7 separate regions of the Mus musculus genome follow, and all the other regions are linked to region 3. A link is a loop called in an ENCODE intact Hi-C map of the cell type or tissue named here. Cell type or tissue: left cerebral cortex. All regions are shown on one strand.

Region 1 (4,000 bases), 220 kb after region 3:
AGCCGACCAAACTCCGCCATGCCTTGAAACCAGAGGCCAGAGATGCTGCAAAGTCTCACTCCCTTATTATCTGCCAGTGCCTGGGACCTACAAATAGACATTCGTCTGTCTGTGAGTTCTGTATAGAGTGGTGGGAAAGGAAGAATGTGCAGGCACACAGGCACATGGGGGAATCCCTTTTGTCTCCCCACTGCTTCTTCAAAGGATTCAGCATCTCTGACTCCCTTTGAGGACATCCCTGTGTGGGTGGCTCTGTGGGTCTCCCTGCAATGACAAAAAAAAAAAAAAAAAAAAAAAAAAAAAAAAAAAGCAAAGCAAAGCCCTGGATTGGTGCTTCCCTCAAAATGCAGAGTCTGGATTTTAAAAAAAGATAGGGATACAAAGCATGCTCAGGGAAGTCAGAGCGCGGAGCAGAGTGTGGGCTGAGGAATGCCGCCTCCTCAGGGGGCGACAGTCAAAAGCGCTGGCTCATCGCGGGTGTCAAAGGCCGAGTTCTGCAGGTAAATAGCAATGAGATGCTTCCCTCCCACTCAGATTCCACACTGGAAGCTCGGGTATTGCTGGAGCCGCATCCACACCGCTGGCTCCATTCACAACCCCGCTCCTTTCAAGGAAACTCGCAGGCCTCTTAAATGTGGCGGCCGGCCCCAGCCCAGAGCGGTTGCAGCAACAGACACAGGAAAGCTGTCACTTTTCTGGCTCCCAGCACTGACACTTATGTCGTCCTTTGTTTTCTGTGACATGTCAGTTATCCAACAGCCATTACTGCATCAACTGCAGGGACTACATATTTGTTATAAGCAAAACCTCGTTGAAGCCAACCCACCCCCCAGCCCTCCCTCCCCAACCCTCCCCCCAGCCCCCGCCACCTGCCCAGTCAGCTCATGACAGAAAGGCATGCCTTCCACACAACTGAAGTGTTCTCTGGTGGACAAAGAATGAAACCACCTACAATCCCGTGCATGACCAGACCTTACGAATCTGCCAACGACATTAAGACAAGGAATGGTAAATTCAACAGTTTATATTGGACGGTCTAAAATAAGATAGTTGCAGCTATGATGAGTGTTCAAAGCCTGTGGGATTTGGGGGAGCGAGAAGGCCCTGAGGAAACTTTGAAAGGCCTGACCAGCGAGTGAGTGAGCAATGACCAGGCAGACCAAAGTTCATGTAACTTCTCTTTAAAACACACCTCGGCTGATGACTCCTCCACACATACTGCGCTTGCTACGCAAGCAAGAGGACCTGAGCTTGGCGCCCCAGCATCCCCACAAAGACACTGCATGAAGGCGTGTGTCTGTAACCCAGGCACTAGCCTTAGCAGAAAGCAGAGACAGCTGGCTCCCAGGAGGTTGACTGGTGGCTGCTCTAACTGCCACACTAAACTCCAGCTTCCGTAAGAGGCTGCACTCAGAAGTTAAAGCCACCAAGATGGCTCAGGGGCTCAGTGCCTGCCCACCATGCCTGATGGCCTGCTGCTATCACTCCCCAGGCAGCAAGCATATGGTGCAAGATAAGAACTGAGCCCCCCACCCCAAAGCTGTCCTTTGTCTTCCAGATAATGCATGTGTGCATGCACCTGCCCAGATGCACCCGCTAACCCCCACACACAAATAAATAAAAATATCTAAATAAAAAAAAGGAAGGAAGGAGAGAGAGAAGAGGGGTTATAGAGATGGCTTGGTGGCTTAGAGCACCTGCTGTCCCTGCAGGGGACCAGGTGATTCCCAACACTGTTCAGCTGACAAGTGTCTCTAACTCCAGTTCCAGGGGATCCGATGCCCTCTTCTGGTCTCTGTGTGCACTGAACACACAGGGCGAGCACACAAACGAGCATGCACATATGCACACACATAAATAAACTTTTCAAAGAATGACTAAGTAACTTAGGGTCGAGGAAGGGAGGGAGGGAGGAAGACACCAGGGTCCGCTTCTGATCTCCAGGTGTCCGTGCTCGGGTCAGCACACCTGCACACGCCTGCACGCGTGTGCTTATGTCTGCACAAATGAAGGCATAGTCTAATTAAACATAGAGTGCGAATAATGCTTCCATGAAGTAAAACCTGCCTCGGCTGTGGTAAGCGCCTCACCCACCCCAGCCACTTAGGACATTTCCTTTGCAACAGTGGGTGTCGGTGTCAGCCAACAGCACCGGCATCCTGCGCTGTAGGATGGAAAATGGGACCTGTATGAAAATGAGACTTTGCCTAGCAGGCTACTTTTTTAGTTACTTCTCTCTGTGGTGAGGTAAAATAGTCCTTCTCCCATTTTAATCAAGCCTACGATGAAGCAGAGAGTCAGGTTCCCTATAAGGAGAGACAAAGTCTTGTAGCCTGGCACTGCCATGTCATAAAACTAACTGTGGTTTTGGGGTGTCGGTCTACCACCAGCAGAGAGTAAATGGAGGGGGAAATCTCTGGCAGGGCTGCGTTCTGGATGAAGCTCTTTGCAGGTCGGTGAACTCAGCGAAGTGCCAGACTTCTGTGTAGGAAGGCCAGCAAACACCTCCCTGGCATAACTGGAGGTGTGTAACAAGGCCCTGCTGGCCATAAAATTGCTCTTCCCAAAAACCTACAGCGGTTTGGGCATCCTCTGCAAGATGCACCTTAGTCCAACGGTGGTTGCACCCCAGAGCACGCGCGCGCGCGCGCGCCACACACACACACACACACACACACACACACACACACACACACACGATGGAGCTGGCAAAGTAGTGAAAGGCAGAAAAAGAAGTATGATCACGGGAGGCCCTGTCAGTGAAGACGCTGTGGAAAATGAAGGCTTTGAGGATGGCACAGCTTAGAAGGGGAAGTGTGGGTTGGAGCGGGGAGAGGAGTCTCAAAACCCAGTGAGTGACTGGACTGGAGAGTGCCTTCGCCTTAAAGGGCCGGCTGCACAGGCGCCAGAACCTGAGCGCTGGCCCCTCCCCCTTCCTCCTGATCTGTATCCTGCTGAAGGAAACACTGAAAGTGGCTGATTCCTAGGAGACAGAAACTAAGGCTCTCTCCCCTTTGTGCTGGAGTCCCGGGAATGCACGACCTGCCATTATACTTAAAGTTTGTCCCACTAAATCCGCATCCAGTTCTTTTGCGAAATCGTGTGAGAACTGCTTCAGATATAAAGTCCTTCATGCAGAAAGAACATTGTCCTGGAAATGGTCAATATTTGGCAGTTTCGGTAAGTGGGTGGAAGATGCTGTCTGCACTATTTGGTCTAGGATGCAAAGCAAGCTCTTTGGGAGGAGCTGTCTGAGCCAGGTTTGCTGGCACACACCTGTAGGGAGACTGAGTTAGAGACTAGCCCAGGTTATACAGAAAGCCTTTATCTAAATAATAATTAATAATAATAAAGGCTCCATACATCAAACAAACCCCAAAACTGTCTCCTGTCTTCCAAATACAGAGTCCTGTGAACCTTCGCTTACCTACCTTTCTTCCTTCCTTCCTTCCTTCCTTTCTTTCTTTCTTTCTTTCTTTCTTTCTTTCTTTCTTTCTTTCTTTCTTTCTTTCTTTCTTTCTTTCTTTTTCTGAGACAGGGTTTCTCTGTGTAGCCCTGGCTGTCCTGGAACTCACTCTGTAGACCAGGCTGGCCTCGAACTCAGAAATCTGCCTGCCTCTGCTTCCCAAGTGCTGGGATTAAAGGCGTGCGCCACCACTGCCCAGCTCGCTTACATTTCTGAAAGCCATGGTGCCATCACAGAAGATGGCACACATGACTGTGAAATGAGGTAAGCAAGAAAGGACCCTTCAGATGTGTGCTGGCCTTGGAGGTGGAAAGTGGGCTCTCTAAATGAGTATGTTACATGTGTGTGCAAATCTGTGCGTGGGTGTATGTCATAAATTCATGTGCACATCTGTGTGCATGTGACATATGTTTATGCATAAACGTGTACACGTATCTCCAAGTTTTATACAATAAAAGGTCTAAATGGCTAAACAAAACACAAAACAAAAACAAAAACAAAACAAAAAACAAAAAACCCCAGCAGCAGCAGTAA
Region 2 (4,000 bases), 190 kb before region 3:
TTTGAGGTCTTTCCTAGTTGACATTCCCTGGTTCCTAAACCTGGGTTGCCACATGAGAGGAAAATTACTCAACAGTCAGAGCAGTGAAGTGAAGGAACACCTTCAGAAAGGAAAGCAGAGCTGTGTGCTCAGCTCTACCCGGGTTAAGATCACGATGAATCATGTGCTCAACCCGTTGAGCCGTTTAAAAATGTGCAGTCTCAAGTGGTTCGGTCTAATTCTGAGCCAGAGTTCAATGCAAAGTATCGTCTTTCTAGAAGTGATGTGCTTCTAGTTACCCACCCGCCCGCCAGAAATTCCAGTCCCATTCTGTCCCCTTGTCACAGTGTCTCCCCCTCCTCCGCCACAAGGAGTGATTTCCCCCCCCCCCCATCAAGTTCAGGAACGAGATGAGACTTGCTCAGCTCCAGTTTGTTCGGTGTGTTTATATTTTCTTCTTGTGGTGCCAAAGGCAGGGTCTTGTGCATGCTGGGCAAATGTTCCGAAGCCCCTGCTATACTGTGATGCTGTTTATCCCTTACAAACATTTGTTGGAAATGTAGTTCTCATTAGGAGATATTGTGAGGTCGGACTGTAAGGACCTGTTGGGAGGGAGCAGCGGTATCAGAAAAGAAGGCAAAACTGTTAGAACTTAGGGCTTTCCTAGAGGACTCGCATCCGGCAGCTGCAGACCATCTGTAACTCCAGCTCCAGGGTATCTGATGCCCTCTTCTGGCCCTGTACCATCACCCACACACACATGACATAGGCTTAGACGCATACATATGCACAAATAAAAAGGAAAAAAATCTTGGTGGTGTTTGTTTGTTTGTTTGTCTACTTTTTTGTATTCATGAACGGCCACTGACAGAGTAGCAATGGATTCATGAGTGATGTCAAGCTGCAGCTGAATCAGGCTTAAAGAACTGCTTTGGCTGGACCTCTCAAACAATCCCTGGAAGTCTGTGTGCCGCCTGGAAACATTCACAGTAAGGTCATTAGTAGATGTAGCCCCTTGCCCATGGACCAGCCTGGTAAGTCAAATTCAACTCTTTATAAATTATAGTATTGTGTTAGTAGCAATGGAAAATGCACTAGCGAGAACCCCAGCTCTCCTCATCGGTCATGATCATCATGGTTCTTGGGGTTAATTACACAAGTTAGTACAAGGGGTTTCTGAGACCTTTGAAAATGTCCAGCTGAAGGCTGAGGACCTAGCTCAGTTGGTAAAGTGCCTACCACACATACATGAGGTCATCAGTTGGAATCCTCCGAGATTATGCAAAGGTCAGGAGCAGGGGACATGTGTGCATGTAATCAAGGTGCTTGAAGACCCAGTGCTGGGTCCTCATGGCTTGCCAGCTTGACCTAAGCACAGGAGGAGACCCTGAAAATCAGGTGGAAAGTGATTGAGGGAGCCCCCATATGTGGATCTCTGGCCTCTAGATCTGTAGGCACGCATGTGTATACACACCTGTGTGCACTCACCGTGTGCATACACACAAATGCACATGTAGACACATGCATGCATGTGCACACACACACACATACACATATTGAAACAGGGTCTCTCAATGGAACTCAGCTCACTAATATCCTGCTTGCTCTGGGGATCGCTTGTCTTTGCCTTGAGAGGGCAGAGACTACGGGCCTCCATGTCCACTGGGCATTTGTGTGAGTTCTGGGTATTGAGACTCTAAACGCTGGTTTGGCAGATGCTTTAACCCCATATCCCTATAGCTCCATATCCCCATGTGAGCCATATCTCTGTATCCCCATATCCTTGTATCCCCATATGAGCCACATCCCTGTATCCCTGTATCACCATATCCCCATTTCACCATATTCCTATAAGAGCCATAACCCTGTATCCCCATATCCCCATATGAGCCATATCCCTATATCCCTGTATCTCCATATCCCCATATGAGCCATATCCCTAGACCCTGGGCAAGAGGAATGGGGCCTCCAATTTTCAAGTGAGTGATTACCAATTATAATGATGGCTGTAAGAGTGATTACAAGTGGGTATGGAGGAAGTTCATATGCCTTCAAGTTTATCATGATCAGGCTAAAGATATCATATGTTATTTTTTCCTTGAATAAGAACACTGGCATGAGATCTGTCCCCCTGGTACCTTTTAAGATCCGCCCTCTAGTATTGTTAGCCATATCCAATGCAATAGTCTGCTTAGAGCAGTATGGCATGACTACTCACCTAAAAGAGCCTTTATGGTATCTGTCTCTGTGTAAGCAGCCCGCCCTTGGGTCTTTCATTTATACTAAAGTTTAAATGTTCCAAAAATAAGTTAGTGTTTGGAGCAGGCGAGGGAGGACCAGAACTGCAAGGGATCCTTGCAGTCATCCAACTGCATTTGAATCCCTCCCTTTAGGAAATGTCTGTCTTCTCCTGTTCCTTTCAGACCAAGAGGCTAGTCCACAAATAAGTAATGCCTGTCTGAGCCACTGGGTGTCACTGGCTGGCCTGAGATCTCGGCAAGAGGAAGAAAGAAAAGAAAGGAAAGGAGCATGGGAGAGAGTTATGGAGGCAGGGGAACCAGGGACCTAAGAGGAAGAGGGATCCAGAAAGAGTGAGATGATAGAGACTAAGCCACCGGCAATGGCAACGGCTCCCTGTGAACGCTCTGTGCCGACATCTCATTAAAGAGTGGCTCAGATCTGAGCAATCCTCACCCATGTACATATTTCCAACACCCACTGTGGTTCCTGGTAGCCATATAATGCTCTGGGTCTGCTGATCGGAGAGATGAACCATCACCCCTCTCAGAGAGACACAGTCTTCAGGTAGGGATGTGAGTGTGTGTGTGTGTGTGTGTGTGTGTGTGTGTGTGTGTGTGTGCTCTGTTCTATCCTTTCAGGACTATCTGACAGAGAGTTGAGACCTTACCCAGTGGACTTTTCAAGCAGTGGTAAATCTTTGCATTGCAAAGAAGGGAGGCAGAAATATCAAGACCCCAACTGTCTGGGGCTCAGTAGATTCGTTTTATACTAGGGTAGGTAGTAAATATGTTAGTCTCAACAAGCCACTCTGTCTCTTTCATAGTTCCCCACCTCTGCCACTGTCATGTATAAAAGCAACTCATTACATGGTTGTGGACCACAAAAGCTTCACTTTCATAAAACAGGCAGCAGGTTAAGTCTTCCCATGACTTGTTCTGTTGGGTTCTTCCAAGGTGATCTTTCTAATTCCCCAACCCCCAACCTGTCCTAATAACTTCCTACTCCAAACTTAGTTCAGGACTACCTGTTGATTGATTCCTCTGAACCTGGGTTGACTCTAACCCCATAAACTTGTTAGGTAATCTCAAGGGTGGGGCCCATAAATGGCCTCCAGGGTAAATACTGCCATCTGACCATATATTCAAGGGCTGTCTCAGAGAGTGTTCCAAAGAGACTTGACCTCTGAAGGTCTCAGGACACACCGCTGCTGAAGATGGAGAAGCTATCTAATGTGAAGGAGCAGGGCGTGGAGGAGGTAGGAACAAGGTGTGGTGGGGGAGCAAGTAGAGCATGGAGTCTCAGGGATACTCCAGCGGCAGGGAGCCAGTTTCAAACCAGATGAGAACGGTCAGTCCCACCTCAGACCACGAGGGACTGCAGTTCATTTCTGGAACCTTCCGGCCACACCCTATATGTATCCTCTGCCATTCAGAGCCTTCCCTGATCTCTGCTCTCACTCCCAACCCTCACTTCCCTTCCTCTAATCCTAACATGGAAACCGCTAACCCTGATTAAGCTGCTTCCCACAGGGTGTTAGTGTTTCCTCAAGTCCAGGGAGCATTTTAAGACAAACATGCAAGAGCCTGGTGTTAATGCCCCTCTTTCCCTTTCACTCTCTGTCCCCTTAATCACAGTACACATAACCTGTGACAGAGCACTGACTTGAGGTCCCACTTTGTCGGAAACAGAGACAAAGGCATTGCCTGTCCACTCATGAAAACCCAAGACAAGCTATTGTGGTTTGCACAAAAGCACCTTACTATTTTTCTTTGCTTTTTGC
Region 3 (4,000 bases):
ACTCTCTCCTGCCTGTGATCCGGCTGTTGGGGAGCCAGGAGTTGCTGGTGTAGTGTTATTATAACAGTCAGTGTGTCCCCTCGCCCAGCTATTAATCAATCGCTGCTCTCTCAGACGGAAAGTGTTAGGCTCGGAGTATTTATGGGCAGGTCTTCAATACCCGTGACGTCGCTGCCCATATATGGACTGAGGAACAGGGCTGGGCCTGGCAGCTTTTGCCGTCACATGGCCAATTTGCATACGGGCTTGGCTGCGCGGGCTCCGCTGAGCTCGCCAGGAACGATTTGCAGCCGGTGGACAACCACCCGGGTCTGGGGCTCTCGGCCCCTGCCTGCAGCGGGGACTCCGGACTGCAGAGTTCAGCGGGAAGAAGGCGCGAGCACCGACCCTAGCGCGGCCGCCGTGAGTTCACCCACGGCGGCCGCGCTGGTAGCTCTGTCTCTTGGGGCGGGGAGGAATTCCGGTTCTCCGAGACTTTCCAAAAAAGGAGAAGATCCGGTAGTGGCGGCTCCGCCTCCCCGGCCCTTGTTTGGGAGCCATTCCGGAAAATTAAACTTCGGAAAGAAAACCGAGCGCTGCCGAGACACTACAGTCAAACCCCTCCTTCACTTTCTTGGCAGCTCAAAACCGCAAGCAAAAGAAAAAAAGAGAGAGAGAGACAGAGAAAAAAAGAGAGAGAGAAAAAAATTACCCGCACTCACGGAAGCTGACTGCCTTTTTCTGAATTACACGGTGGAAAGTAGTGTCTGGTGATAAGAGTAAATGCGGTCTTGCTTTTTTGGAAAGTCTGTGCTATTTATACAGGAGTGAAAACGGAACAGGTCTGGGCTGTTTGTTTGTTTAAGTATTTTTAGGTAACTTGAGGGTAGGGGTTAGGGTAGAGAATGGAGCAGAAGGGCTGCGGGAGCTTCGGGGAGAAAGATCCTCGGCCGGAGGCGCCCCCTCCCTCTGCCCGCGCTCTCCCCGCCCCCTCCCCTCCAGCTGCTGCTCAGAGCGGGCGCCCTTCCCGGCGTGTCTGGGCGGTCCGCTGCGTGGGGGCGACCAGATGGAGGCTTGGACACTCACCCTGCCCGATGCGCATACACACACACACACACACACACACACACACACACACACACCACGCTCGCTCCACTTCCGCTACACACTCTCCCTCCTCCGCTGCCCTCTTACAAACCCACTCAACACACCTTACGCTACACACTACACACCTCCTCCCTCTTGACAGCGCGCGTGTGTGCGCCTGCCTGCCTGGCGACAGTCAGGATATCCTAGGAAGACACTGCCTTCATCTTCACAACTCACCAACCCCCCGCACCCCCCCCACGGGGAGGGGTGCATCCTACCACCCGCGCCTAAGGTCTACCCCAGGAATAGCCCCCCCCCCACGCCCTTGCTTAGAGCTTCCTCTGCGCTGAGTGACAACAAATGGCACAGTTTCTGGTAGCCATGGCCCCCACACGTGTTTTCCCCGGCAAATAAATAAGTCAATAAATAAACAAGCCCTTCCAGGAGAAAGCTTCCTGCTAAATGACCAAAAACTTTTAAGAGAGCTAAAACTGCTGGCCCTCCGGACACTCGGTTCCCACCTTCCCCACGCGCCCAGCCCTCTTCCGATGCGCTCTGGCTACTGCAGGGTACCCAAGCCCGAGGCTCCGGGATCTACGTAGCCTGGGATAGCAGACGCAAGCTGGGAAACTGCCCTGCCCTTCTCAGCTTCAAAGTCCCGCAGAAAAGGGATTCAGACCGGGCTAGGCTGTTCTCTTTCTTGACCCACGCTACCCGGAGCAGCGAGGATCCCCAGCGGGCAGGAGCCACGGCGCCACGCCGTGGAGGGAGCGCGGCGCTGCAGGCGCTCTCCCGCCCATCACCTGCGATGCCCGCGGCCGCAGCGCGCCGGCTCCTGCCCTATTGGAGTACGGTGGTCAGGGGAGCCCCAGTGCCACCAGGAGCCGGCTTGTCGCCGCTCTCTGAGCAGCGCTGTTCTCCTCGTGCCAACCGTGAAAGTTGTTCTCCCGGGAATGGTCCTCGCCATTACTTCAAACGCCCAAAAGCATTATCTGGGAAAGTTTCTCGATCGTGCTCTGCGCGCGATCTCCTTTCCAATTGGGGATCAAATTCAAAGGGGACAGGAGAGAACGCTCAGCGAAACCTCTGTGGGTATCCCACCCTCTTAAAAACCCTGCAAAGCCCTGTTTCGAAGGGAGAGGGGGGAGAAAAGGAAGAAATAGTGGTGCTCTTACCACGTGCGCCAGCCCGCTCCGCCTGCGCTCCGGCCAGTCCCGCGGCCCCCGCGCTGACCACAGGCAAGACGACGCCTCGGTGGGGAGCCCGACTCTCATCTCCAGCCTGGGTAGGGAAGAAATGGGGGGTCGGGTTATGCAAATAGAGGTCCCGGCGGTGGGACTCAGGTTACGGGTCCCCCACCAGCCCCAGAGGTGAAGCACCCACCCGCGCGGGAGGCGCGGGCCCTGGCGACTGCTGGCGCTTCGCTGCCGTCGGTGCACGTGGGCGGGAGGATTGCAGCAGCCGCCCCTCTCCCCCGCGCTGTCGCCAACCCCGCAGGCTGCCGCCTCGCGCCGCCCCGAGGGGGAGCTCCCGGGCGGCGGAGAGAATGGGGAGCAGGGAAGCCAGCCCAGGGCAAGACGCCCGATGATGGTAGAACTGACTGGAGCGCGGGAAGCTGGCGGATTGCCGCTACCAACCTTCGCAGAGGAGGACAGTGGGGGTAAGAGAAGTGGTTCCATACCATCAAGGAGTCTAGAAAGGGGGAGAGGGGTGGGGGGGAACCCTGTGGAAGCTGAGCCTTCCAAGAACTCTCTCACCTACCCTTAAGAGCTTCGCTGGACCCAGCTATGGCTAAACATGGGGGAGGGGAGGCAGGTGCTAATAGAGGCTAGCTGCCCCGAGGCAGGCCAGGCTCTGAAGGATGCCCGGGGCCAGTCCCTCTCTCAGCCTTTCCAGAACATCGGAGGAGAACCAGTCTTTGATAGCCTTACTTACCCCCCCATACCCCACTTTCTTCCTCCCCCCTTTAAAAAAAAAGTACAAACCTTTAAATGTAGTCAGCGTAGATAATGGAACAAAATCAAGAGCACATATTTCAAGCCAGCCCCAGCGAGCTTAGACAGATAAGTTCAGGAAAGCTAAAAGAACTTGCCTAAAGTCTCGCAGCTGGTGATTGGTGGTCCAGTTCAAATCTGCTGCCCGGTCTTCAGGATCCAAGTCCCTTGCCCTGGTCACTATGCGGGGTGCTCAGAAAGCCTGGCTCACCCCATTAGGGAAGAACACGCCGACTTCATCAATTTCATCTTGCTTTGGCATTTCAGAGGAAAGTGAAGCTGAGGTGGTAGTAGAGGGTGGCTACAAGGCAAGAGAGAGGGGGCTGTTACAGACAGACCCCTTCAGGGAGAGGGAGAATTCCAATGTAGCGACTCTGCAGACCTGTTCCAGGGAAGGAATGACCAAGCATATTAATGCTGCTGTCTTAAGAGAACCCAACCCCATGGTATCCTTCCTGGAGGCAAGGAGGGGTAAGAGGAAGGCAGGGGGTGTGATTCTGTTCTACGGAGAGGAAGAACCCTGAGATGTGGGAGTGGAATACCAAGGTGAGACCAGGATTCCCTACTTTGGAGCATTTGAACTGTTAGTGTTTAGATAAAAATGCAACAAACAAATGACGAGAGAGAGAGAGAGAGAGAGAGAGAGAGAGAGAGAGAGAGAGAGAGAGAGTTGTCACTACATGTGAATAAGACACTCCAAAAGATATCAAGTCAGGAACAATTTGCTGCCAGACTCATTTGCTTTTTCCAGAGGAGGTCAAAAAAAACCCAGGAGATTCCTTTGATGCAGGCTGCCTGGGATGAGGGTAAAGTAGCACTGTGGGCAGTTGGGAGATGGCTAGAAGGTCCTAAGGAATGCCTTGTCAGGGTGGTTTTGGACTTTCTTTCGGTCGGTCTCGTAGCTGTTCTACAAAGTGTGTTAACAGGATGATGGTTAC
Region 4 (4,000 bases), 170 kb after region 3:
TTCACAGAGCCCTGTACATGGATCAGTTGCTGGCTACTGTTGTACGCAATCTGTCTCGGGTACCTGCCCATCTTCCTCAGTCAACTTCCGTAACTAGAAAGTTAATCACCAGCATTGCTTCCTCGAACCTTTGGCGGTGAAACATTTTTCTCATGGTAAATATTTATCTCTACTTTGTTTACTAACGAGGTGAATGGAGTGTTGTTCTCTCTGTTGTACGTAGCACTGCCACCAACAGGCTCTTTGCCCCTGCAGGATGACTTAACTTTGGATTTCTCCCAGATATGTGAATATCTGTTTTCCAAAGACATGGCTATGGTCAGAATTCTCATAGTTCACTATGGTAAAAGAGATCCCCACACTGTTGAGCTGTTGAGCCTGTTTAAAAAAAAAAAAAAGTGGGGCTGGCCCCAGATTAACAATAGCTACCTCCCTCCTAAGACTCCCTTATACTTTCGACATGCTCTTGCAAACTGCAAATCAAAAAAAGAAAAACTACTTTGAGATTACATCGTCTACCAGTCACCTTGGCCAAGATCAATAAAACAAATGACAGCTCATACTGTCAGGGATGTGGGGTAAGGGGAACACTCCTCCGTTGCTGTGGGAATGCAAACTTGTACAGCCACTATGGAAAGCAGTGCGCTCTGGTTCTAGGCAAGGATGGGAATAGCTCTACCTCAAGATCCAGCTAGACCACGCTTGGGCATCATCTACCCAAAGGATGCTTCATCCCACTGCAGAGAAGATGCTTGCTCAGCCATGTTCACTGCTGCTCTATGCACCATAGCCAGACACTGAGAACAGCCTTGATGCCCGTCGACTGGTTAGGCAAATGGATGAATAATAAAAATGGAAAACGAAACATTATTTGGCTGTTAAAAGAATTATGAAAATTATGGGTAAATGGATGAATGGAGCTATAAAAAAATAATCATCCTGACTGAGGTAATCCAGACCCTACAAGTCAACAGATATCCTATGTTCTCTTTTAAATGGGGATTTTAGGCGTTAAGCCTTAGGTAGGCGTTCTACAATCTGCATAACCACGGAGCTTATGTATTGAGTAAGGGGCTAGAGAGGAAGGGGAGAATTAAAGTGAGCGGAATAAAAGCTCTTCAGGCTGTCAACCCTGACATCCTCAGGGACACCGGTCCTGACAGAGATATCAACAATTTTGGCGCATTCAAGGGACAATTTCATGGGGCCCACAATTGTGTTACTCTACACGTATGTGTGTATGGCGTGTGTGCATGTATGCATGTTTGCACATGAGTGGGTAGGCAGGCACACACACAAACACACACACACACTTGTCTGTGTGTGTGTGTGTTGCTGCTATATGTGTGTTTATGTGTGTTTGTGTGTATGAGAGAGAAAGAAGAAAGAAGGAGAGAGAGACAGAGAGAGCCCTAAGCCTAATGTTGAAAGCCTCCCTGGATCTCATTCAACCCTTCACCCTGTTCACTGAGTCAGGCTTCCCCAGAGCTCACCAACATGGTTACTCTAGCCAGCCAGCTTGCTCTGGGCCTGAGGTGCCCTCTCTCCATCTTCTGAGTACTGGAATTACAAGCAGGCCGCCACATCCACCCAGCATCTATGTGGGTTCTGGGGACCCAAACTCCCAATTCTCGCTTGTACGGCACGGGCTTTATTTGCTGATCTGTCTCTTCAGCACCAGAGTGTATTACTTCAACAGATGAAATAAATTCTGTCAAAGATGGAGTGTCAGGGATGCCATTAGAATCTTTATGTGACATATTGCCCTGACCAGTCACAGGCACACCGACAGTATTGTTCCATCTGCAAAGCCCAGTGAGTATAAGCAGCACTGAATAGGGGCAGCAATTGTTCTCCTGTAATGAGGCTGTGGACTCTGTTCTTGGCGTGACTCACTCTGAGTTTATTTAGAAGTTGAGGGTGGCTCCCCGTGTTCAGACAAATTGGACAGTTTGCCACATCACCGCCATTACCACCACCTCCGATGTTGGGCTTCCTTCCAAGACATTCAGCGAGGCTCCTCAGAAAGGCACAAGCCACATGGTTCTCTCTGAGTCACGAGGAGCAAACAGCACTCAAGCCCACAGCCTGGGGTTCTCTCCACCAGACTCTCAGAGAAACCTTCATGACTTAAATTCATCCCAACAGAACGTCTTGTGTTTTACATGTATGGCATGTGTGTGGCCGTACATGTGTGCACGCTTGAGTTTATACCACGGTATGCATGCAGAGGTCAGAGTCGTTGTCTCCTTCCACCACGTGGGTCCTAGGGACCAAACTCAGGTCACTGGGCTTAGCAGCAAGCTTCCCCCTGAGCCATCTCATCAGCTCACCATGTGTGTTTGTGTGTGTGTGTGTGCGTGCGCGCGCGCGCGAGAAAGAGAGTGTATAAATCAGCTTTTCTTTATGTCTGTTTCCAAGCACAATAGTAACAGTAGAAGTGCCTCTCACATGGGATCCACACTGTGGTTTTGGAATGATTCCCTAAATAAAATTAGCCTTCTCTATTACAGCCTCTCTCCACATACACATCCTACACATTAAATATCAATCTTCAAACAGACTTTGATGCCATTTCTCTGTGTCCTCCTTACCTGCTTAAAGAACCGATGTTCATCAAAACTCGGAAGTATCTGAGATGTTCTGCCCTGGATGAATAGATAATTAGCTATAGCCCATCTGCACAGGAATGTTACCACACGTTCTGAAAGTGAAGAGTTATCAGGCTGGGGTTGACAGAACACATCTGTCATGGAAGCCCTAGAGGGACTGAGGCAGACACAGCCCGAGTTTGAGGCCAGACTGGGACCCTGCCTCCCCACCACCACCCCAGAACAAGAGCTACCAAAGAATGAAAAGATACGGAAGGGAAAGAAGCCAATCTGAAAAGCCTACAAGGCATATGGACCCAGTTACATGACATGCTGGACCGGGCAGAGCTGCAGAGAAGGAAAGAGGTCTGTCAGAGGTCAGAGTTCAGAGGGGAGGAAGGATGACCTGTAGCTACAGAAGCTTCTAGGGCAGTTGAACTACTCTGTGTGATATTCCAATGTTGGACTTATGGCTCTGAACACTGCTTCAATCCTCTGAACATGCAAGAGCAAGACACCAGCTGATAGGGGGCTGGGGGAGGCGTGTTGTCTGTGTGGACTCATCAATGGTAATAAATACTATCACTGTGGTGGGGAGCGTGGATAATGGGGAGGCTGTGGGGAGGATATATGGGAAATCCCTTTACCTAGTATTACCATGAACCTAAAACTTTTTTTGAAGCCAAGTTTATTAAGGACTATCGCACAGATGGCTCAGTCAGTAAAGTGCTTGCCGGACTGGTGAGATGACCCAAGAGGTCCTGAGTTCAATTCCCAGCCACCACATGGTGGCTCACAACCATCTGTAATGGGATCCGATTCCTTCTTCTGGTGTGTCTGAAGACAGCTACAATGTACTCATATACATAAAATAAATAAAATAAATCTTAAAAAAAAAAAGTAAAGTGCTTGCCTTGAAAACATGAAGGCTTGAAATTCATCTCTAGAACCCATGCAGAGACATCTAACTGTGGTGATGTGTGACTGTGTTCCCAACACGAGGTGGGATGGGGGACGGGCAGAGTGGAGACAGAGACAGAAGGATCCCTGAGGCTCACTGGCCTAGCACAATAGGCAAGCTCCAGGCCAGAGAGAGACCCTGGTTCAAAAACCAAGGTAGACTTCACCTGAGAAACAATGCATGGGTTTGACCTCTGACCTCCATATGCAAACATACACATGTACCACACCGTGTCTCTCTCTCTCTCTCTCTCTCTCTCTCTCTCTCTCTCTCTCCCTCTCTCTCTCTCTCTCTCTCTCTCTCTCTCTCTCTCTCTCTCTCACACACACACACACACACACACCATCTCCTGCGTCCTGTTGTTAGCTCATTTCCATCAAGATGCAGCCAAGGGTCACCTCTTATTAGGTTGTCTCTGTCTGCTTTGTCTCCCTCTTATAACGTTGGG
Region 5 (4,000 bases), 180 kb before region 3:
GAGTAGTCGATGGTCTTCAATAGACCAAGGGGAGTCTGCTCTGTGGCTGAGGGCCTTCCATAGAGTGAGGACTGAGAGAGAGAGAGAGAGAGAGAGAGAGAGAGAGAGAGAGAGAGAGAGATGTCCTGAGGACCTAGTGAGGCTCTAGACACCACTGCTTTACCAATGGAAATGAAGGGTTCATAGCAGCCATCTACACCAGGAAGATCACCTCCCCTTCGTGTGTATCCCGGGCATTGCTTTCTGAGTATCCCCAGGTGTACGGAGGAAGCATGTATGTGGTGTGCCACCAAGATGTTCTCCATCATTTTATTGTCCTGCATCCCTAAATATCCCCATGTCTGAGAATAGGAAGACATGCAGACTCACTGTGCAAATAGCACTGGGTTGGGCCCTTTATTTATTCTGCCATACTCTGTGCTAAGCCCCAAGGAGAACCTGACAAGGAGCCATAATCCCTGCACACAGTAGACACTGATGCTTGTGTGCCCAATACTACAGTTTCTCCTCTGTGTTGCTAAGCAAACCCTGGCTATCTTTGGCATCTCAGTATAATCCAGCTGAACAGTGTATCTCACCTCCTTTCTGTGTCTAGTGATAGCCAGATAATCCCATTCCCACCACTGAAAAGGAAGACGAGCCATTATTAGAGGGGCAGACTTGGTTACTGACACCTTATTGCATATTGGGTCAACTTTTTGCGTACCTCGAAACTAGATATGATAAAGAGCCAGCCATTTTAGACCACTGGGCGAGAGCCAGAAGGAAAACAGCCACAGGATAAAAATAGCTGGGCAGAAATATACAAGGAAACAGGGCACCTCGTGATATAAATTTGGGTGTGGTATGCTGGTACAAATCCTTAATCCTGTACTCAGGAGGCAGAGGCAGGTGAACCTCCATCAGTTTGAAGCCAGCCTTGTCTACATTGTAAATTTCAGGCCAACCAGTGCTATCAAGTGAATCCTGTCTTTAAAAACAAACAAACAAACAAACAAATACCCCAATTGTCCTAACGTTATCTATCAAAAAATGTATTTTTAAAAATAAATAATCCCCTAGTTTCCCCCACTCTTAATTGGTCATACTTTTCACTACTTGCAGCTGTATCTGTATGCCCTTTTAGCAACTTCTCAAGTCTGTGGCCCAGGAAGACATATTAATATCTAATTCATATCTAATAAGTTATGGGATCCAATGCAATAAGCAACTGTGCAGTCAAAACACAAATGGCATGGGGTGCAGAGGAGTCAGCTGTTTTTTGATGGGAGAAGGTTTTTCTGGGGAAGGTCACCTGTCTGACAAGGCTTTGTGGGAGGTAGGAATGCTTGAGTTGGGTCTAGTCGGAGTCTCTAGCCAACCACTCAGGAACAGCTATGGTATGGAGAGATGATGAAACACACACACACACACATACATACACGGATGGGAAGTGAAGTAGCATGCCAAACAGAAGAGCCTGTGATGATGTCATAGTAGCATGACAAATGGAAGAGGCTATGATGATGTCATAGTGGCATGTCAAGTGGAAGATGCTATGAAGATGTCATTTGACTGGAGGAGAGGATGCCTGTGAGACAAGGTGTAAGATCATATGAGGTGATATAGCCAAGTCATATAGAAGACTCCAGGGTCTTTGGACAACTCACTCGACTGGCTCTTCTTTCCTTAGCTATGAGGAAAAAGGGTTTGCTGAGAGGAGGAGAAGGTGACTGTGTATAAGCGACAGCCCCACAAGGATGCTGTGAGAGACTCTGCTGGAGGCTCCACTCCGGTGTGGGACATGGAAGTTTCCATGGGAAGTACCCATCTCGCCCCGCCCACTTGGTTTCACACTGTATACTGTGCTGAAGACAGTGCTGGCATTTCAGCTTGAACACTAAGCGGTGACTCAGAGCCAACAGAAGTGTGGACCGCTGTTTACTCAAAAGGAAGCCTTTGGTGTGACAAATTAGAGTGGGCTGCTACATTGTGCAGGACTCATGAGCCAAACAGCTTGAAAATAGCACATAGCACTGCGGCAGGTGATTCATTTCTTGTTCTGTCTTCTCAGGCAGGACATCAGATGCCAGTCCAGGCAGACCCAGAGCCTGTTAGGCTCACGCTTAGTGCCTCAATACTGTGGACATACTTTATTTCCTATGACACTACCATTGACTTTGACAGTTCTGTGGGAACGTATGTACTTTCAGTCTAATTAACCTTGTGGCATCAAACGCTCCCCTCTCCCCCAGAGTAAAACTTGTAAAGTTCAAAGGTCACAAGTGAATTTTCAGATCCCCAGAAGGTCCCATAATCAGTTTTTTTAAAGAATATTTTAAAAAGCAAATATATTGAAATCTATCAAGTACAAGGAAGCTTTATACCGCAGAGGATGAAGGTAATGAAGGCCTTGAGCCTAGCTTAACTTCAGAGACAGCCCAAATTCACTCTGTAGGCCAGAGGCGGCAGAGCCGTTCAGTATAAAGATCAGGATTTGAAGTATGTCCCTGGCACAGACAACAGGGTCAGCTCTGACTGGATCCAAATCTTTCCTAGTTAATGCTTCCACACCCACAAATAGAAACCATAGCACCGGTCCCCCACAGAAGCTGTGAAGCTCACAGCATAGGCATGAAACAGTGCTGCTGTGTACTGCACAGTAGGTATCCAACCAATGACGGCTGATTCTAGGATGGCCAAGAATCCAGCGATGCGGTTGGGCAAGGCACTCTGCACAGCTCCACTAGGGACATCTGAAGCTGTACTTTGAGATGCTGGGGACTTTTCCACCTCTGCATTGTTCCGTGGTTCTCAGACCCGTGAGGAACAGCCTTGTCTGCAGAGGAGAAAACTGATGGAATGAAGCTTAGGAACATTTAGATGAAGGTCTGCTTCCACACTCACCGAGGCTGCTTCCTGCCAGGTGTCAAAGGGCTTCCCCTCAGAAGAACCAGAGGTCCGTCTTTCATCTGGAACTGGCTAGGAAAGAGGCTGGCAAGTCACCAAATCCATCATCCTATCTACCAAGAGGTATTTAGCAGTTCCTAGTTGAATGGGTTCTTTCCTCCCTCTTCTTCCTCCCTCCCTTCTTTCTCAACTTTCTTCCCTTCCTCTTTCCCTTCCTGTTTGGGGAAGATGCACAGAACAAGAAAGCCCAAATGAACATATTCAGAAATCCCTATAAGAGGATAGAAAGTTTCCTAACCCGTCCTTCACAATTTCTGACTATTGTGTAACATGAGCTTTGTCTTAACGTCCCTCAAAGGACTATCAGTATATGCCACACTGTTGCTAATGTGTATGTGCAGGGGGACCCTGGAGAAGGCAGTGAAGAAGGTAGGATAACAGATAAACAGGCCCTGACCCAGGCACCTCACACACGCACACCCTCTGGGAACCACTAGTGACTCTTGACCGGCAGTCACAGGAGAGACTCAAGAGCCTGCCTTGTTCTCTATGTTTGTAAGGTTCTTGTCCAGTGGTATTGGACAAACGTGGTGCTGTCCTTGTTTTAAGGCTCTTGGTACTATCTGAAGCCATTAGATCTGGGCTGTTAATGCAGTTACTCTTGGGTTCTCAGTATTGCTCATACAGACTTGTTGAAATCTATAGAAAATGTTGAAATTAACTGGAGTTGAAACAATGGTTCTGTAAATACATCCCAAGACAGCCAGAGCTGTTAATTAACCTAGAAGCATTTGTTCCCTATAAGATGGCATGCTGTGCCTCCTTACTGGCTCTATTGCCTATCACTCTTCAAGAGTTTGTGAGGTTACAGCTTCCTCTTTTAGCAGAAAGTGTCCATTCCTAATTGAGGTCCAATCAGAACTTGGATTCCCCACTGTATAGCAATATAACATAATGTTCCCTTCTCGGTTCACTAAAATGCATGCACAGCCCCACAGGGAGTGCCCAGAAGAGGTGTCTTAACTCCCCCACGCTCACCGAACACAAGGAGCTTGGCAAGAGCATCCTCAAACACTTCTGTGTACACTAGGACAGAGCATTGAATGGTTAC
Region 6 (4,000 bases), 470 kb before region 3:
GCCTGGTCTACAAAGTGAGTTCCAGGACAGCCAGGGCTATACAGAGAAAACCTGCTTCGAAAAACCAAAAAAAAAAAAAAAAAAAAAAAAAAAGAAAGAAAGAAATTGTAGTGTCTTCCATATTTCTTATATATTTTTCTTAATATATAATATTATGATAATATGTATTTCTTATATATTTGTAGGAGATACACTATAATTTATTCTTACCGACAACCATAGCACTTGAGATCAGTCATTCCAACACAGCTAAAGATAAATAGTGGTCTTGCTGTGCACAGAAAAAAGCTATGGGGACCCCGTGCATCTGTGCTCACTTGGAGCACTGGGGAAAAGGTATGTTATTTATGTGTCCAGTTAGGTAAAAATGATGCGAAGACCGAATTACAGGTTTTAAGGTTTTTCTTCGGCTTTGTGTTAGGTTGCTTCTCCATCGCTGTAATGAACGCCATGACAAAATGCAACTTGGAGAGGAAAGGATTTACGTCATCCTATGGTTTATCGTCCGTGAAAGGAAGTCAAGATAGGAACACGGAAGCAGGAACTGAGGGAGGGGCTTTGGAAGAAGGCTACTTACTGGCTTAATCCACATGGTTTGCTCAGCCTTTCTTATATAGCCCAGCACTACTTCCCAAGGGGATGGCTCCACCTACAGTGGGCTGGGCTCGGCCCTCCCACATTAATATTAATGAAGAAAACACCTCCACAGACTTGCCTACAGGCCAATCTGATGAAGGTTATTTCTTCAGTTGACCCTAGTTTGTGTCAAGATGAATCTATATCTATATCTATATCTATATCTATATCTATATCTATATCTATATCTATATCTATATCTATATCTATATCTATATCTATATCTATATCTATATCTATCTCCATATCCAGCACAGGCTTTAAAACATGATCATGCGCAAGAAAGCATCTCCCCCAACTACTAAAAGGTAAACATACAGGTCATTAACCTCCGAGTCTTAGGAATGGCACATCTAAAAATAACAGTATGAAAGCGAAAGGCACTAATAATCCCTTCTAAAAAACGGGTATGCTAGAATACAGCCAGCTGATGATATGGCCAAGGAAGATAACTGGTTAAATACCAAGAAACTTCAGAGGAGATCTGGGGGTGCGGCCTAAGTAGAAACATACACACATCACAGGGAGGAGCTGAAACAGGGGAGGAAACACATTCTGCTCAGAAGCAAAGCAGCATGCCCCGTCCCCAACAACTGAAACTGGATGGGACCAACACAACAACCCCCTTACCCAGCGCTCCCGCATCCCAGCTTCGCGGCTCTAGATTCTAGTCCTGAAATTCATGCCGCTTTCCTAGTGACCTGATTGGTGTGGTTAAGCAGTGGTGGCTGGCAGAGAACCGTGACCACTTGCTTTCCTTTCAGGTACTCTTAAGAGGCAGCATTTCTCTGGTCTAGGTGAGCAGCAGGGCAGGGACTTCCGGCCACCTTTGCAAAGGAAGTTCAGAGAATTCAACTTGACTTGCTGGTGGCTAGAGAGAGCGCGCCCGTCTCATTATCGACTAGCTTAAAATTAAGGGGCTCTTTTCAAGGAAAACAAACAATGGCGTATAAGCACTTTTTGCAAGAATCCTGACTGACTAGCGACCTCTGAAATCTCAGGAACCCCAGGACTTCCCTGCGGCGGGGTCCTTTCCAAGGCTAGTTGTACCGGGAAGCTGAGTGACCCCTTAATTAAATTTAGAAACGACATTAGCTTCCCCACCCTTAAACCTCTTCACGGTACGTTTCAAACCACACACGCTTCACTTACTGGAGATGTGTTAGATTGTTTTATACCTTCATCCTAACTTAAGATGTAGCACGGGGTATTCTCGGGCCGTTCATTTTTATTTTATGGATACCTGTTTTGCCTGCAGGACCCTCAGAGGCCAGAAGGGGACCTCAGGTGCCCTGGTACTGTGGTCACAGACAGAAGACCAGTGCTCATAACTAACTCAGCTAGCTCTTCACAGAGTAGCTTGTTTGTTTTGCTTTTAAATTTAGTTTGTCTTCTAGTCAACTAAAATATCACAAATGATACTACAGGTTTTTAAAGTATGTTTTAACAATGAAGAACACTGCCCTAGTCACAATACAAAAGCAGTTAATTCACTGGTTAGGGGGAAACTGGCAAGATGTAGCTGAAGAGATTTCAGTAAGCCTACATTCCACAGATAAGGGGAGGAAATGAGTCACGCCAGGGAACGTCCTAAAAATTCGCCAAAAATGTTCACTGTCTTCTTGAAGCCCAACAATACCATTTTATGATGGTATTTGAAGTCGCTTCATTTTTAGCCCGTGACTAATTGCATGGGCATCTTCCAAACCAACAATGATCTCACTTGAGAAGCATTCTGGTCAACAGCTTGTCTCTAAAACATTACACTCGTTCCTTTACCAACTTCCCAAAAGTTCAATCAGCTACATTTTTCCTATCAAGTAGGCTGACTGCTATAATATTGGGGTGGGGTGGGGGGGAGGAATCAAGGGGTATGGAAAATAAAGATTACTTAGATGGGAGTGAGAAGAAAAATGCATTCTTGTTAAGAAAAGAAAAATAGCTATATTTGGCCAGATACCGTCTCCTAGTTACATACTATTTTATAGGCACTCATTTTGGTTAAAGGCTAAATAAGACCTGAAGTGGAAGTCTCAACATTGAACTTGATCTGTATCTTAAAAAGCAAAAATTATCTTCTTATGCTCTCTGAATACCAATGCTGTGCACAAGCCCCTACCAAGTGACCGTTTAGAGGGGCTGTGGGCTGTGCGTGAGCCAGCACACTCTACATTCAGACCTGAAGGACAGGACTGGGTAAAATCCACTGTATTATCACGTCTTTTGACAGACTTTCATGGTATAAAATAATGAAAGGTTCCTGAAACACACCTATAAAACAAAACAAAATAACCTAGCATTCGAACTCATGGGCAAATAGCAGAGGCCAATTATAAATTGAAAGAATCAAGACTGGAATGCTTGTTCCTGAGAGCAATAATGGAACACTCAACGAGAGGCTACCAAGAAAACCACTGGGCTTTGATGAAAAATGCAGGCCAAAGGGTCTAGCCTCATCTACGTCATCATCTATGGGTCTAGCCTCATCTACCTCGTGCTGGCTTATCCAGAAATGCAGGGCAACTGAACGGAGCACCTTTCCGGCACCTCCTCTTCCCAAGGCTCAGGGATCAGTGTAGGAGACAGCAAAAAGGGTCCAGTAGTCAGAGACAGTGGATCACTGCATGGATACCGTGTGTTATGGACAGGGCAAGGCAGCCACTCACATGAACTCGAAGCAGCTACGACAGCATGCACAGGACCTGTGGACGCCCAAGCTGGACCACATCCCAGCGTGGTGTGAGGGAAGTTGGACACAGTCTCACCCCTTGCTGTGGAGCCACTGGCTACTTTAGCTGCCAGCTAAAGAAACAGACAGCAGCATTCTTAAGACTGCAGACTCTGGTTAATCAACCAGGAACCACACATCAAGAATATTTTAGGCAGGCTCAATTGGTCTGGAAGGATTTGTGGGGGAGTGGGGGTTGGGGTGTGAGGTTGGGTGGGTAAGAGGTGGGGGGTGCACCTGGAGACAGCTGGGGAAGAGGATTAATTAGAATCCAAACACCTTGCACCAAACTCTCCGAGAAGTAATTACAAAGACACGCAGGGCAAATCTAGGGAGCATCAGATTCACGTCTCCAATGAAACACGGGATTATGAGCAATGGCTGCTAAACGCATCGAATAAAGGACAGGTAGCAAGCTTTATGATGGATGACGCGTCAGGCTAGAAACACGGGAGCTCAGAAGTGAGACGGGAACCCCGAACGACACAGCGTGAAAACACACCGGATTGAGACCTGAATCCAACCCTCAGCTCCATTACAAGGGGAAATGCTTTCAAAGCAGCACAGAGATACAATCAGCTAGATTACACATACAGGCGCACTGCAAAACCTGGTTTCCTCAATAAATAAGGCCAA
Region 7 (4,000 bases), 53 kb after region 3:
AGTTGGCCATTGAAGAAGGAATCTGCCCTACATATTTTAGGTTGAGCACAGCTTGGGCAGTACCTTGGTTTCCAAGTCTAGCCTTCTGGAAACAGGAAGTGAGAGAGGGTATGCCTAGTCTTGCAGTGACTTGATGTGTCAGGGTGGGGTGACACCCTGGATGAGGGGGCTCCCTCTTCTTAGAGGAGAAGAGGAGGGACAGAAGAGGGTGCTTTGGGGGGTACTGGGAGGAGAGGAGGGCTGGGATGTAAAGTGAATAAATAAATAAATGGACAAAAAAAAAGTTAAATGCTAAGCCGCTCTGTCTTGAAAAGCCACCCATTTTATCCTCTGCTTGAGCAGCCAATAAAGAGGAAGGCACCCTTGGAGATGGGGCAGACAATAACCTGTAAAAAAAGATGGGTTTTCCCTTCCTTCTGTGGGTTTCCCCACCTCTTGCAGTGGTTGCTGTGATATGTGACCATGGTTAGGATGATACTACAGTGGATAGTGTTGGCTCCATCCCATGGGCTGCCCTTCCGTGCTGTGGCTCTGACTTCTAACAGAGACAGACGCCTCAGCCTTCATGGCTCCCCTCCATGTAGCTGTCCAGTGATCATGTATAACCGAATTTACCTGGAAGAAGAGCTGGGAATGGATGGGAAGGACGAATGAGAAAGGAATGAGACAAAGATAAAGTTTCTGATCAAGGTCCAATGGTTGAATTCTTAAGTCTGAATTTAAAGGGGGGAAACCCAGCCTCCACTTTGCCAGAATCTTTGTCAGGAAAACAAGCTCATCTGCTCTGCAGGAAGCTGCAGATGTGGCAGGACAATAAACTTCGCCTAGGTCAGAAGATTCCATCCTAGGTGGGCTAAACAAAGTCTGATTTAATCCCCTCCAGGCTGGGAGAGGGGCACACCTCCAGCTCTGTAACCTCTATGAGCTTCATGAATGAGGAAGGATGCTCTCACAAGCACAGCCAGCTTCCAGCCCACTTTGTCAGTGACAGCATTTTGAAGCTTAGGAATCTGCTAGGTCTTTTTTTTTTTTTTTCCATCCACGTGCTAAGCCCAAATGGGCTTCCGCATCCTGCCTCGTCAGTCTGCAAGGAGAGAGTAAATGAGTCATCCACTGAGTCAAAAAAAAAAATTAAAAAAAAAAAATTAGTGGTTTGACAGCTTGTGCCAGCGCGGTTGCCACCACGGGTTCTAAATTTCCAACAATAGCATCTTGGTGACTCCCCATAGACATGGCAGGCATGCTTTCTAGTCCTTGTCCGCTGCTTCCCTAGACATGCTGCTGGATGGTTGAATTTCCAAATGTTTCTTGTCCAGTTTGTACTTGGTAATTTCGTGCCTTAAAACAACCAACCAACCAACCAACAACAACAAACCCTACAGGATCCATTTATACAATAAGAATAGTATAAACCAACAGCCAATAGTCAAGGCATTCTGTGCCACTAAGTGGGTAGAGGGGTGATCTGTCCAGGGTGTGATGGTTCAGAGAGGATGTGAGGGGTAGCATAGCAGGGGTGTGGTGGAACTGAGCGGGAGGCTGCTCGCTCAGGTGTGTTTCTTTTCTTTTGTAGCGTTAAAGATTCATTCACTTCTCAGCATCTATGTGAGAGTCCGTGATTTGTTTTTAAAAGATCACATATTACTTACATGAATTCTAATGGCCATGCACACTAGTCCTGTTTCCATGAGCCTCATCCTAACACAGAACCTTCTGGAAGACTGAGCTTCCTTGAAGGATGTAGTGATGTAACAGTCAGGTGATGAACAAAACTTCTAAGGAGCACACCTGTAAGGAGTCCCAGTACTTTAGATGCTGAGGCAAGAGATTTGTGAGTTTGGTCTGGGCTATATATCTAGCCTGAGTCTATCCTGGGCTGCATAGGGAACCCAGGTCCTTAAAAAAATTTTCCCCTTTCTTTTTCCCCCAAAAATATTCTTACAAAATAGGCCTTCTCAGTCACTTTAGAAGGTCTATCTGACCATGAGCTAGAGTTTTTGAATATTCAGCTTGTATCTTACATAACGTTCTCTCTCCCCCACTACACCTGCTGGCTTTGAGCGAATCTATTAAGCGGATCCCTTTCGTGAATAAAGGCGAGGCTCCCACAGCCAAGCAGCAAGCAAATGCCTGCCTTCCCATCTGCTCACATGCTGTGCTGACTGCCAAGGGTGTTTACTTCCAGAATATCTGAAGATGCTGTGAACAAACAGAAGGCAGTTTCGGAGGAACTGCTCGGAGCATAGTACATCACGTGGAAAAACAACCCAAACCCCGAGAAACGCATCTGTGGGAGAACCCTGCTCTGTTCCCAGTGTCACTTCGCGCACACTTGGCAGCCAGGATCCATCCGATTGTTGTGGTTCATCCGAGGCTTCCTGTTCTCTCTGAGACGATGCTGGTGTTTGTGAAATCGCTCCTCTCCTTGGGTAAACACTTTCTTGTCACTACACAACCTAGATTCTGTGTCAGGTTTCAAAACACAGTACACTTTCAGAGTTTAAAATTATCAATGGAGACATACAGGTGTAAGTCATTCCCGGACAAAGACGATGGTGAAAGCGTTTGGAGCCAGAGTTCAAGGTCATGGCCCAGGCCTGAGGGAGGGAGGGTGGGTGGGACTACTTATCCTTGAAGGATGGATCAAGCTGGGCATGGTCTTGCATCTGTAATCTCTCCAGGACAAAGGATCACTAAGAGTTCTAGGTCAGCCTTGACTGCATAACAAGATCCCCATCTCAGTGATGAGAGACAGAACCAGAGAGACACAAAGACAGACAGACAGACAGACAGACAGACAGACAGACAGATAGCACAATAAAGGATGGAGTTTATAAAGAAAAGATGAGCCTTGGCTACATAGCAAGATCACTGTCTCAATGAGAAAGAGTGCCAGCGAGACACACAGAGACAGAGAGGCAGGCAGGCAGGCAGGCAGGCAAGCAGACAGACAGATGGGAATGCAATAAAGGATGGAGTTTGAAAAGGAAAGATGAAGAAGAAGGGAGGTCATCCTTCAGAAACCCAGAAGAGCATGGAGGGCAAAATGGATGTTGAAATATGACATTAGCACTGGCCAAAACTTCCTGTGGGAGACTGTGTTAAGGATGAAGGTGGTCCTGGGAAAGAGTGCAAGCCAGACCTTGAAAAGTTTAGAGTAAGCAAGAGTGAAGGTGTATTGTTATAGGGGTGTATGTGTGTGTGTGTGTGTGTGTGTGTGTGTGTGTGTGGCACAGCAGAGGACAGTATGTGAGAGCCAGCTCTCTCCTTTTACTACGTGGGCTCTGGGGATCAATCTCAGGTTATGAGGTTTGGCAGCAGGTGATCTCACCCAGGGAGCCATTTCACAGGTCCGGTGACATCTTAATTTAAAATAATTCTTTCAGTTTAGGCTTGTAAGTTGAAACAAAGGGACCTCCAAGTGCTGCACAAAAGGTGCATACATAAAATAAATACTGAATAAAAACAGCAAGACAGAGGCAGCTGCAACATCACTCCTTCTCTGTGAAGTCTACCAAAGCAAGATCAGGGCCTTGGCCACTGTTGTTTCTTCCCTCCCCTTGAGAAACTCTTCCTTTCACAACTTTCTGTTTTGCCATAGTCACCTCAAGCCTCAGTTTAGGCATCTACCCTATGAGAGAACTATGCTTCTTGTTGTTTGGTTGGAAACAGTGAGGAGATGAGAGTGTCTCTGTGGTGGGAAATCTCAGTTCTCAACTTGACAGACATCCTGCCCACTGTGGGTGGCACCATTCCTTTGGCTAGTACATTGGACCGTGTGAAAGGGAGAAAGTAAGCACTTGTCGCCGCCTACTTTCTGACTGTGTATGAAGTATGAACAGCGCCTCAAGTTTCTGCCACTGTGACATACCTGAGCTGTGAGCCAAATTAACCCTTAAGATGCTCTTGTCAGAATACTTTATAAATGCAACCAGAAGAAAAGCTAAACTAGTTGGGTGTTGCCAGGTGTGTTAGGATAGTCTCTCTCTCTCTCTCTCTC

Evidence for each region. Peaks named below come from ENCODE experiments on the same cell type or tissue, not always from the same donor. Only the 100,000 strongest peaks of a DNase experiment are listed, where the experiment ranks them.
Region 1: a loop joins it to region 3, with 4 times the contacts of the local background. A loop is called at or near these places in 32 of 42 quality-filtered maps.
Region 2: it touches region 3 in a loop (3-fold over the local background); 31 of 42 quality-filtered maps call a loop at or near these places.
Region 4: a loop joins it to region 3, with 4 times the contacts of the local background. A loop is called at or near these places in 2 of 42 quality-filtered maps.
Region 5: it touches region 3 in a loop (7-fold over the local background); 31 of 42 quality-filtered maps call a loop at or near these places.
Region 6: a loop joins it to region 3, with 2.0 times the contacts of the local background. A loop is called at or near these places in 3 of 42 quality-filtered maps.
Region 7: it touches region 3 in a loop (4-fold over the local background); 4 of 42 quality-filtered maps call a loop at or near these places.

The regions. Positions count from the first base shown.
Region 1 is chr10:67,317,004-67,321,003 of GRCm38, reverse strand. No RefSeq gene overlaps it. Among named protein-coding and RNA genes, the nearest start is that of Gm46229, 15 kb to the right of the region's middle. In left cerebral cortex, a CTCF peak has its summit at 1,786 (motif pointing left); DNase peaks (open chromatin) are centred at 312, 1,221, 1,804, 2,852 and 1 more place.
Region 2 is chr10:67,727,923-67,731,922 of GRCm38, reverse strand. No RefSeq gene overlaps it. Among named protein-coding and RNA genes, the nearest start is that of Gm40680, 25 kb to the right of the region's middle. In left cerebral cortex, a CTCF peak has its summit at 2,444; a DNase peak (open chromatin) is centred at 2,447.
Region 3 is chr10:67,533,982-67,537,981 of GRCm38, reverse strand. It overlaps Egr2 (early growth response 2), which reads right to left and starts at 2,483. Exons shown (of 4, transcript NM_001373983.1): 1 at 2,452-2,483; 2 at 2,244-2,349. The coding sequence starts at 2,342. Gm32255 (a long non-coding RNA gene) reads left to right here and starts at 1,802. Exons shown (of 4, transcript XR_380523.3): 1 at 1,802-2,728. In left cerebral cortex, CTCF peaks have their summits at 1,619, 1,829 and 2,588; DNase peaks (open chromatin) are centred at 1,047, 1,823, 2,370, 2,585 and 2 more places; H3K4me3 peaks cover 2,715 bases; H3K27ac peaks cover 304 bases.
Region 4 is chr10:67,358,990-67,362,989 of GRCm38, reverse strand. All of the region lies in intron 2 of Gm46230 (a long non-coding RNA gene), which reads right to left. Among named protein-coding and RNA genes, the nearest start is that of Gm46230, 11 kb to the right of the region's middle. In left cerebral cortex, no CTCF peak of the experiment used is centred here; DNase peaks (open chromatin) are centred at 1,982 and 2,410; H3K27ac peaks cover 259 bases.
Region 5 is chr10:67,715,592-67,719,591 of GRCm38, reverse strand. No RefSeq gene overlaps it. Among named protein-coding and RNA genes, the nearest start is that of Gm40680, 12 kb to the right of the region's middle. In left cerebral cortex, no CTCF peak of the experiment used is centred here; a DNase peak (open chromatin) is centred at 1,895.
Region 6 is chr10:68,006,675-68,010,674 of GRCm38, reverse strand. All of the region lies in intron 6 of Rtkn2 (rhotekin 2), which reads right to left. Among named protein-coding and RNA genes, the nearest start is that of Rtkn2, 29 kb to the right of the region's middle. In left cerebral cortex, a CTCF peak has its summit at 1,919; a DNase peak (open chromatin) is centred at 2,247.
Region 7 is chr10:67,480,660-67,484,659 of GRCm38, reverse strand. Gm51825 (a long non-coding RNA gene) reads left to right here and starts at 2,077. Exons shown (of 2, transcript XR_003949057.1): 1 at 2,077-2,429. In left cerebral cortex, no CTCF peak of the experiment used is centred here; DNase peaks (open chromatin) are centred at 1,084, 1,752 and 2,189; H3K4me3 peaks cover 301 bases.